Linked DNA regions of Homo sapiens: region 2 is linked to region 1. Evidence: read pairs that join two places in POLR2A ChIA-PET (ENCODE). Cell type or tissue: GM12878. All regions are shown on one strand. Links, peaks and the distances in the headings refer to the core of each region. The heading gives the core; the rest is flanking DNA.

The links. ChIA-PET counts read pairs that join two places held together with the same protein. Peaks named below come from ENCODE experiments on the same cell type or tissue, not always from the same donor. Only the 100,000 strongest peaks of a DNase experiment are listed, where the experiment ranks them.
Region 2: POLR2A ChIA-PET joins it to region 1 with 6 read pairs; 4 of 35 experiments call an interaction of 5 or more read pairs at or near these places.

Annotation. Positions count from the first base shown.
Region 1 is chr3:143,304,782-143,310,161 of GRCh38, forward strand. The region is part of intron 14 of SLC9A9 (solute carrier family 9 member A9); the gene reads right to left. Among named protein-coding and RNA genes, the nearest start is that of SLC9A9-AS1, 35 kb to the right of the region's middle. In GM12878, for the core only: no CTCF peak of the experiment used is centred there; DNase peaks (open chromatin) are centred at 3,029 and 3,270.
Region 2 is chr3:143,171,705-143,177,084 of GRCh38, forward strand. It overlaps the pseudogene PBX2P1. Among named protein-coding and RNA genes, the nearest start is that of CHST2, 55 kb to the left of the region's middle. In GM12878, for the core only: no CTCF peak of the experiment used is centred there; no DNase peak of the experiment used is centred there; H3K27ac peaks cover 18 bases.

The DNA.
Region 1 (5,380 bases), core at 164-5,163:
TTTCCTATTACGACTTAAGTCCAGTGGTATTAAATGCTTCAGTCTTGACACATGGCTCTGTTTACCTGCAAGCCCAGGTGATGAGCACCACCACCCTTAGGGCTCAGCACCCCTATACACTTTTCTGCAGCCTAGCTCCTCCTGCTGGTGTTTATAACTCAGGGTCAACAATTAATTTGGGTCTATGAATAATAACTCTGGAGAGTACTTTTATATTCTGATATCTGAACGTGAACCAGATATCAACATTATTATTAATTTCTGGGATTGAGAAAATGATTCCCTTCCATCTACTAAGGGAGTGATAAGGCAAAATCACAACTTCTATATCAATATCTGTTTGCTCAAGAATCTTAAATGCCAACTGATATGGGGCATCTGGGTAGGCTGAGAAAGGGAGGGTTGAGGGCAACTTTTCGAGAAGCTGTATTAAGCATTTCTTCGTTATGTTCTAGCAGGTGACTCGTGTTCCCTCCTCTTAACCCCCTCACTGAATCGCAGTCACTTGGTTAGATCAGCTGCTGCTGATGGGAATGGACATGCTGAGTGCTAAGCCCTTGATGTTCGCTACCACATTCATTCTCCTTGACAGTGATAGAAGGTAGATGATACCGTTTCATAGCTGAGGAACAGGCACAGAGAAGGAAATGTCCCAGAGTCACACAGTTCATAAGTGGTGGCAACTAGGACTTGAGGATTTGAACTAGGTCTCTCTGACCTTAAAGTCCCAAAGGCAATATTGTTGCTTTGTTAAAAATTCACAACCACTGGGGTTTCAACGTCTTTATACAGGGATGCTGTGCTGGAAGTGAGTTGACAGGAAGAGAGAGTCTACAGAAGAGGCTGCCTATGAAAACACAAATACTATCATGTGGAATGGTCTCAAGGAAGTCTTTTGGCAGATTTGACAGATCTGTTTAATGAAGATCAATTCTATTTAAAGCCCCTCACCAAAACTAACTGCCCATCACCTCATTAAAAAAGAAATGACTGAAGATAACAAGGGGTGTGTCTTTGGCCAGAAGTGGGCTGGCTGGAAACACGGCTTGAGTTACAGAACTGTCTCCTCAGCTTCTTTCCTGGCTTGTCTCAATTTCTCAGCTGTCAAGTGATGGAAAAGAATGCTTGCTATTCATCAAATTTGTATTTATTTGCCAATGGACAAAACGGTCTAACAATTTCCTTGCGGGATATTCTAATTGACAGTTTAAGCAGATTATGAACATTTGATTTTTTCCCCCTTGTATGACCTGAAAAATCATAAAAATGGAATTTCTTTAAAAAAAAAACCCTCTAAAATGTGAGACTGACAAATATGAACATTATTCTCCTTATCGTTCTAATCTAACCTTTCTTCCTGGACTGGTACAATGCTAATGCACCATCAGGGAGGCAGTGGGGAACATAATGGGGGCACTGGACAGGAAAGCAGAGGTTTGTTGGCAGAAGGTTGAGGCCTCCCCAGAGGACCTGGCCCTTTCTGCCCTTATTCTCAAATCCACACACCTTCCTGCCACCACAGGCTCGCCTCATAGAAAGCACTGAAAGCCAGGGCAGATGCCTGTACTGTGAACCTGTCTGCTTTCAGTTTTCCACCTACTGTCTCAACCAAAGGTAACATTTGAATCTATCCTCTAGAACTGCTGGGAGAATTAAATGAGATAATGCATGCAAAGTGTTAAGTACTGTGCCTGGCATGTAGTAAGCACTTGAGTTTATTCTTATATCTTTAAAAACATGTCTTGCCTGTAAGCTCCATGAAGGCTAGGACAATGTTCTTTTTGATGAATCACCAGGGCCTGGCACAGTGATAGGTACATGACACAAGCTCAATAAATGCCTGTTAAACAAATACATAAAACCTGACCCAGGTCAGCAGCACCTCCTGCTTGGAATCCTGCCATCACCTGATCTCCCCGCTTGCCCTCTTGTCCCTCAACACATTCTCCACATTTCAGTCAGAGTGATGGTTCTAAAAAATAGATATGCCTATGGCTTCCTTAGCAGAAAATGCAACTCTAGAATATGGCAAACTCACTCCTACACTCTCTGGTATTTTCTCTTCTCAGCCCTGTCTTTCCCTGTTCTAGGCTTTTCTCAAACATGCTTTTCTCTTCTTTCTTTCCTCCTGGCCTGTACACATGCTATTTCCTTACTGTAGTTTGTATATGCATCCTTCAGGTCTCAGTGAAAATCTCACTTTCTCAGGGAGGTCCTCCCCACTCTCTGTCCGAGACACATTGCTCTGTTTTTCTCTCTGTGTCCTTGTCTATGAAACTTATGGTGCCATAGTTTGTCTGTTCTTTCTAATAGAGGGTTAGCTCAGTGATTGCCTGGTTTAGGCTCTGCAGAGAAGATGATGTACAACTCATCCCAATACTGTATTCGGTGCCTCTATGTTGGCAGATTGATATTAGCTATGGGGGCAATGTTTATACCATGGAAACTGGCATATGCTACAAAGCAGTTCTTACTTTTTCTCCAAATAGATGGTTGTTAAACACTTACCAGCACACCACTGGTTAATCCCATGAGAGCAGGAGGTATCTCTAATCTGTCCCACAGTGACTGGCTTATAATAGACCTCTGTAAATATTTATGGATTTAAACAGAAATTGACATGGCCATACTGAATTCTGCACATATGATCTCTTGACAATGATCTTAATGCAATTCTTATTTTTCAAATGAGTACATTTAGGCTCGCAAAGTGTAGTAACTTGCCTAGGTCACAGAGTAAGCTGTAGATGCCTTGAGCCTGCAGGCTGGGTCTTTGCCTCTGCCTATTGCTTTCTGCTGTTGTCTGTCTGCACCCACATTTTCTCTAGCCTGGCTTCGGTCTCTGAATAGGCCCTGCAGCCTTTCTGTTCCCAGGCTGACTGGTCCCTCTGGCCTCTGTTTCCTGGTCCTCAGCCTTGCAATGATAGCCAGTTGGCTGCTTACCCACTTTCTTCCTGGATCAAGGTCTCCAGCCTGACCTCTGGGTGAGCCCTGCCTTTAAGGACCTACATGCAACCCACTAGATACAGGACATGGAAAACAGATAAGACTAAGAAGCCTCCAGCCCCATGCCTGTGACTCAGCAGTAGGCTAACCAAATCAACCCAGTTTGCTAGGAACTTTCCTGACTTTACCACTGAAAGGGGATTCCCAGGATTCTCTACAATCCTGGAAAAACCTGGATGGTTGATCACTCTACTTTGCCATGTGACCCATGAGCACACAGGCATGAGGCCATCAGAAGAAGGGAAATCCCAAAGGGGTTTTGAAACCACAGCATCCACTTAACCACTATGGTAGCTGAGCAGTGTGTCTGCCTCCACCTTCACCCTGACCACTGATTCTGTTTCTGTATCTCCATTTTGGTGAGTGGCTGGGACCAAGAATGAGCAATTTAACTTTCTAGGCCTCTATTGACACGTATATAAAATGGAGATGAGAATCAGCTACATAATTTATAGGGGTCAGTGAAAAATGAAAATGGGGACCCCTTGTTTAAAAATTAAGGATTTCAGCCAGGCGTGGTGGCTCACGCCTGTAATCCTAGCACTTTGGGAGGCCGAGGCGGGCGGATCACGAGGCCAGGAGATCGAGACCATCCTGGCTAACACGGTGAAACCCCGTCTCTACTAAAAATACAAAAAATTAGCCGGGCATGGTGGCGGGCACCTGTAGTCCCAGCTACTTGGGAGGCTGAGGCAGGAGAATGGCATGAACCCAGGAGGTGGAGCTTGCAGTGAGCCGAGATCGCACCACTGCACTCCAGCCTGGGCGACAGAGCGAGACTCTGTCTCAAAAAAAAAAAAATTAAGGATTTCAAGATGGTGGCCACAGAGCATTAAACTAAGCATGGGGCCCTTCTGAATGGGGGTCTCTAGGTAACTGCTCAAGACTCATGACTGTGAAGCTCGCCATGGTGATAATAATACCCATAATTGAGTTCTGGGGGTTAAATGGCCAAATCATCAATAGCACTGAGCACAGTGCCTGGCCCAGGGTAAACGTTCAGTATACTGGTGGTGGGGATTATTTCTGAGGTTTGGCCTGGCTTCCCCTGGCTTGCTTGGCCTCTTCCAGAAAGACACCTGAATTTTTACTTTGACACTGAAGTGTATCTGGTGATCTTTTGTAAGTCACTTCAGCTTCTCTTAGGCTCAGTTTTCCCCCCATAAAACATGGAGATTGCAGGAAATCTCTAAAGAGCTTACCAGCTCTAAGTCTATTTCAGCCAACTCCGTGACATTTATACACATGAGCAAGGTCTTCATGTTCTTTTCAAAGCAGCTTCTTCCTCCCTAGGCTTGCTAAGATTCTATTTGGACCTCAAGTTCCATTCATATCAAAGAGTCTCTACTTCCAACCCTAAATACATAAATCAAGGATTCTTAGATTATTTCTAAAGTTCCTCTAATTCAAAGGTAAACCCTCCTTACACATGAACAGTCTGAGGCTTGGGAAGGTGGAATGACTTGCCTAGGGTCATATAATGGGATAGGCAGATGGTAGGAATCAAAGCCAGGTCCTCCACAGTATTACATTATTTCTTTCTTGGCTAAGGAAACACCACAGCGTACCTTTATGATTGTGCTTTGCAATTATTCTTTGAGTAATTTATCATAAAAATAAACAGAAAAGCAAAAAAAAAAAAAAAAGGTTCATTTGGGGTCACCAGATGATTTTTTTCCAAGTATGTCTCCATTTTTCTCAAACCCTGGACACCTGACTCAGGCTTGGTTTCATGATTTCTCAGTAGTTTTTATTTAGCAAGGATAAGGGTTTCCTCTCTTCCTAGTTGAGTGTAGGATTTCCAGACCCTTTCTTCTCATGTTTCTGTACTCTAGGGTGAATTCGCAGATGTTCCTTTAAAGGGGCATTTTCTTAACCTTTTGTTTCCCTGTATCTCAAGTGGTCTTGTGGGGATATCTAGTCATTCCCTTAAAAGAAAAGGTTGGAAAGAAGGAAGAAATGTTCTCAGCAATTCCCTGGGTCTGGTCCACGTGAATTCCCACTAGGTCTCTCCATGGGGCATCTGGTTATGTGCCTGGTGGTTGGAAATTTTGAGCTTTTCCCAAGGGTGAGAGTGAGAGGGAAAAAAAAAGTCTCTGTCCCATGAAATCCTGTTGCTTCCTAAAAACCACCCTCGTCTATGTTGCTGTTTTCACTCATGGAGCTCTGACTGGGCAATGGATCTGGCTCACTTTTTAAGTGATTTATTTTTTAATTTAAGTTTGCACTTTTCACATGAACTGGCTCAGGACCAGCCAAAACATGTGTTGCTTACTTGGGAGTAAGACTGTGATTTTATAATTTTTAGGCTTGCTCTTAGTTTAAGCCAGCCTTCTCCTGCTGCAGTGCTGCTGAACTGACAGAGGCTGTAGAG
Region 2 (5,380 bases), core at 267-5,266, 130 kb before region 1:
TTAAATCAAAGTAATTGGTTAATGTAATGGAAATTTAATCTCAGTTTTAAGTGGTGTTTCTTCTTTATTTGATGTGCATTATTTTAAAAACACAGCAGAGACATAGCCTTTAACCACCTCCCCCATGCCTCTGACATTATTCATACTGAAGTTTTCAAGTAGCAGACTTGGAAAGTGCTTTTTAACTACAGCTCATATCATTAGTGTTTCTGCTGTATAAGCAGAAAAAATTGGGATGCAGCTTAGCAAAAGGCTTCAGGACAACATAAAATACAAAGGGTAATAGATCTGTTTCTCAAACAGTTTTCCTGTGTAATGCGCATCCTAATGATTTCTTTTTAATTAAAATATTTTCACAAGTCTCAGAATGAGTAACCTAAGACTATTTTGTTGGGATAATCTGTATTTCCTGAGATGTGTTAACTTCAGGGTCACTGGTCTTTATTCAGTTCTTGCTCTGCCAGGCCACAGGCTGCCTCATTCTCTCCTTTGCCCTCACAGCTTGGTATCAGCTCCTAATTTTGCATCTGGGCTCTAAACTGGACTTTCCAGCTCCCTGATGGACATTTCAGAAATGTTCTATTGATGTTTCTAACGCAACAAGCCTCATGATATTATCCTTGTGTTAACATCATTGTGACATCCTCCACACACCCAAGTCAACTTGGACTTATTTTTCTGTCTCCTACAAGCAATGGCTGCTAAGTCCTGTTGATTCTGGCTTTGAAATGTCTAGAGAATACCCTCTCATGTAGTCACTTCTATTTTTGTTGCCCTAGTTCAGGCCGTACTCTCTCTTGCTTGCCTGGACCATGACAAGTAGCTGTCTAGTTGGTCTCATGGGCTGCTATCGATTTCCTCTCAAGAGTACCCTTGAAGTTGCCCCAGAGTGCTCTTCCTAAAGAATGACTTGGTGATGTCCCTTTCCTACTGAAAAAACTTGTGGTAAGTCCCAACTGCCTACTGAATCTGTTTCCAACTTTACTCTTCAGCCTCATTTTCTGCAACTCCCTGTCATCTCCCCATGCTGAACCCCAAGAGACAACTCACGATTGCTCGATGAGATGTCCAATTTCATTCCTTTGTGCTGTTGCTTGGGTTGTTTAATGCCTAGAAACTTTAGCAAGACAACATGCAAATATTCTGCAGCTTCTCTGTGCCCCCTCACACCTGCCTGCTCCAAGCGTCATTCTTCCTTTGCAGTTAAAAAAAAATCCGTTTTGGCAGGCTTTATGCAGAATTTGTTTACATTTCTATCTCTCTTACACATGAAACTTGAACTGCTAGACAACAGAGATAATGCAATTTATATCTTTGTTTCTTTAAAGACTCAAGTTGGTGATAGATGCTTATTAAGTGCCCAGTGAATTCTTGTTGAATAAATGAATTGTTGCCTTCTTTGTGAATCTTTATCCAGTTCTCTGAAGCAAACATTATTTTGTATTTATCTTTAAGTTTTTTCTCTTTGTATTTGGTTTCCAGCAGATTTCCATGATGTGTGTTGGCACGTTTTTCTTTCTGTTTATCTTCATGGGGATTGAAGGGCTTCTTGAATCTGTGGCTTGACGTTTTTTTGTCAGCTTTGAAAAATTCTTGGTCATTATCACATATTGCTTTGCCTCCTGTCTTTCCCTCCTCTTTTGGACTCTAATTCCATATATGTTAAATTTTTCTACTAGGTGCCATAGGTCTCCTATATTTTTTTCTATCTTTTTTCTCTGTGCTTCATTCTGAGTAATTTCCATTGTTTTATCTTCCAAATTGCTAGTCCCTTTTCCAGCTGTGTCTAATCTTCTGTTAAGTCTATTTATTGAGTTCTTAGTTTGTAATATCAGTTTAGATTTTTCATTTGATTTCTTTTTTGTAGATTCTAATTTTCTGGTTACTTTTTTTCAATCTTATCTATTTTTATCAGCTTATCAATCATAGGATTTTAAGGTATTTATATAACTCCTTGGATTTCTAGAGAGTCTATTTCTATAATCTTTTAAAAAATTTCTTGGTCATATCTCTTGATATGTTTGTTAACATTTTATCGAATGCCAAATATATATATAAAATAGCAGAGATTATGAATGATACTTTCTTTTTCCAGGGAAAACTTAAAAACTATTCCAGCACTGTAACACTGCTGATAGTCCTGCCCAGTTTCTTATAGTCTCAGAAGCCACTATATGCCTCTCTATAGGTGCTTCTTATCAATCAGTAAATGCCTCAAGGGGAAAAATGTTTGCCCACATGGTTGGGCTCATTTCTTTCTGCTTCCTTTCTCTCCTGGATCTTGACCCTTTAAGTTCTGATTGTCTTGCTGGCCCTGGACTCCTAGCCCTGTTAGGTGGTGAAAGTTCTGTTCTGCTTTTTTTTTTTTTTTTTTTTTTGCTTCTTAGCAGCTGCTTTCTACTTGGCTTCTCAGTCCTTCCACACATGCTGCATATGAATCAGAAAATGCTCTGAAGAGAAAAGTAGTGATTTGGGCTCACCTCAGTGAGTTTCTCTTCACTCTGGACTCCTGGCCCTGAAAATCCTGGCTTCCTTGAGTTTCCAATGTCTTCAAAACAGGTTGTTTTTGTTTTTGTTTGTTTGTTTTCCATTTTATCACACCTTTGTGGTTTGTTCACTGGGATGTTTGCACTGCCATAAAGTAGTTTGCCATGGCTAGATGTGGGAGTCTGTGTGTTCTTCTATTATGATGCTTTCTTCTACTATAAATTTCTTTCATTTGTGAGTTCTGTGAGAACAAGGACAGTAATTTATTTCATTTATCTCTTGTAAAATGCCAACTCATTCATTAATTCACTCAACATAGGTTTTGAGCACCTACTATGTTGCCAAGTAGTTGCCAAGTGCTGAGGACAGAGCAGTGAAGAAGATGGACAAAGTCTCAGCTGTCATAGGGCGCATGTCCCAGCATGGGACAGGGCACACAAACAAACAAATAGCAAGAATATCAAATAGTAAAAGGTGTTGTGTACAGGATTAAATTCAAATGCTGAGGGAGAAGGTGGGTGGCTACTTAAAGCCTTCTCTAAATGGGTAACCATTACTTTGAGGTCTGAATGACAAGAAAAAGTCAGCCATGAGGAGATCTAGGGAATTTCCAGGCAGAGAGAGGAGCAAAGGTGAGGGACCAGGGAGTTTGCTAAAGTGGATTAAATTTGTGGGATTCTAAATTAAAAATTTTAACATAAGCTTCTTTTTTTAACCTCTGAGACTATATATGTATAGGCAAATATCCTATTTTTGTTTAAAAATGAGAAGAATTAGGATTTACATAAAATTGTTGTATTTTTATCAGAGCTCTGTTATCAGTTAAGGTCTTAGCAAAAACCAATCCAATTCACATAGTTCAAGAGACTGCAAAGAAGAGGCTCCTTAAGGGGTGTGGACAGGATTAAGAGAACGAGCAGGGTTGCTGAGGCACCCAGAGACTAGCAACAGTGGCAGTCATTACCACCCCAGGCCTGAAGGGATGAAGAACATTGCAAAGTGCTTTACTCCAGTCTGGTGGGAGCTGAAGTCAGGGAGAGATGTAGTCGCTACCAGAAAACATGCTGCAGGGCAGGGTGGGAGCAGGAAGGCAACATCTTCTCTTCTTTTTCCTCCTGCCTCACCTTGAGGGGTCGGTCTTGGCCAAACCCAACCAAGAGCCAGCTGGCAGTGGAGCCAGGTTGATGTGGTCCAGTGGAGGCAGTCTCCAAGGCTGCACAGAGAGGGGCAAGAATGGGCCTGGGGAGAGGCACAAACCAACCACACCCTCAGGTGCATTTTTGAGATGACAAGCAAGAATGAATTTGGAAAGTTTATAGGCTTCTTTTGTAGCTTCAGCCTTACTAGGACTTACATGATATAAAGTGCCTTTCCTACGTCGAGAATAGGGGGTCTGAAGGGTTTTCAGTCATACATTATGTCTTTAAGGACAGAAATTTTTTTTGAGGAAACTTGCAATTAGCTTGGGAGACTATGAGGACATAAGAATATGTGGAGTTTTGAAGGAAAGTTTTAGGGCAGAGTCTGGCATTTGTGCTAGTAAGAGGAAGAGACCCAGCGAGAGACTGGGGACAAAGCTTTAAGTCAGAGAGAGGTCAGAGAAGAAGGTGCCTGCAGTGGAACATGAAATCCTCAGTGTAAATTCACCAATACCCAAAAAGAGTCCTTTAAATCTGGCCATACACTGAAAATCTGTCTGCTAACAAAGGGTTCATGATATCCAAGCAAATATGGTATATGACCCAGAAATAGCTATTTTTTCAATTCAGCAATTTAAAATAGCAAAATCTTGAAATTTTATTGCCCAGGATATACAAAAGTACTCATACACACTTGTCTGCATACCCACCAACACAAAATGTCAATGTGGACACACACTCCCGCTTGGGCCTCCTCTCTCTCTCCGGCTCCATTTTCTCCGCCGCCGGGGGCCGGGGTCTCCTGTGGGGGGCCCAGCCGGTATCCCAGGTCTCCCTTCAGTGCCGGGGTGAACCCCCGGGGGAGCCGAGAGCCGGGGGCAGACGGGCGGGGGTTGGGGCGGAGGGAGCAGCGGCCCCAGCGAGTTTGTGGGGAGAAGTAACCAAGCGGGGGGAGGGGCTGAGCAGGGAGGGGGCCTCAGGGCCCCCCCCCAGCTATGGACTAACGGCTACTGGGGCCGCCTCCTCCAGGCGGGGCCCGGGGGGGGCCTGGGATTGGTGAGTGGGGAGCCTGGGGGCCCTGGCGAGCCTCCTGGTGGCGGAGACCCCGGTGGGGGTAGCGGGGGGTTCCCGGGAGGCCGAGGGAAGCAAGACATCGGGGACATTCTGCAGCAGATAATGACCATCACCGACCAGAGCCTGGACGAGGCCCAGGCCAAGAAACACGCCCTAAACTGCCACCGAATGAAGCCTGCTCTCTTTAGCGTCCTGTGTGAAATCAAGGAGAAAACCGGCCTCAGCATTCGGAGCTCCCAGGAGGAGGAGCCGGTGGACCCACAGCTGATGCGCTTGGACAACATGCTTCTGGCAGAGGGTGTGGCTGGGCCCGAGAAAGGGGGCGGCTCAGCAGCAGCAGCTGCAGCCGCTGCAGCCTCTGGTGGTGGCGTGTCCCCTGACAACTCCATCGAACACTCGGACTATCGCAGCAAACTTGCCCAGATCCGTCACATATACCACTCGGAACTGGAGAAGTATGAGCAGGCATGTAATGAGTTCACGACCCATGTCATGAACCTGCTGAGGGAGCAGAGCCGCACCAGGCCCGTGGCCCCCAAAGAGATGGAACGCATGGTGAGCATCATCCATCGAAAGTTCAGCGCCATCCAGATGCAGCTGAAGCAGAGCACCTGCGAGGCTATGATGATGCTGCGCTCCCGTTTCCTGGATGCCAGACGAAAGCGCCGTAACTTCAGCAG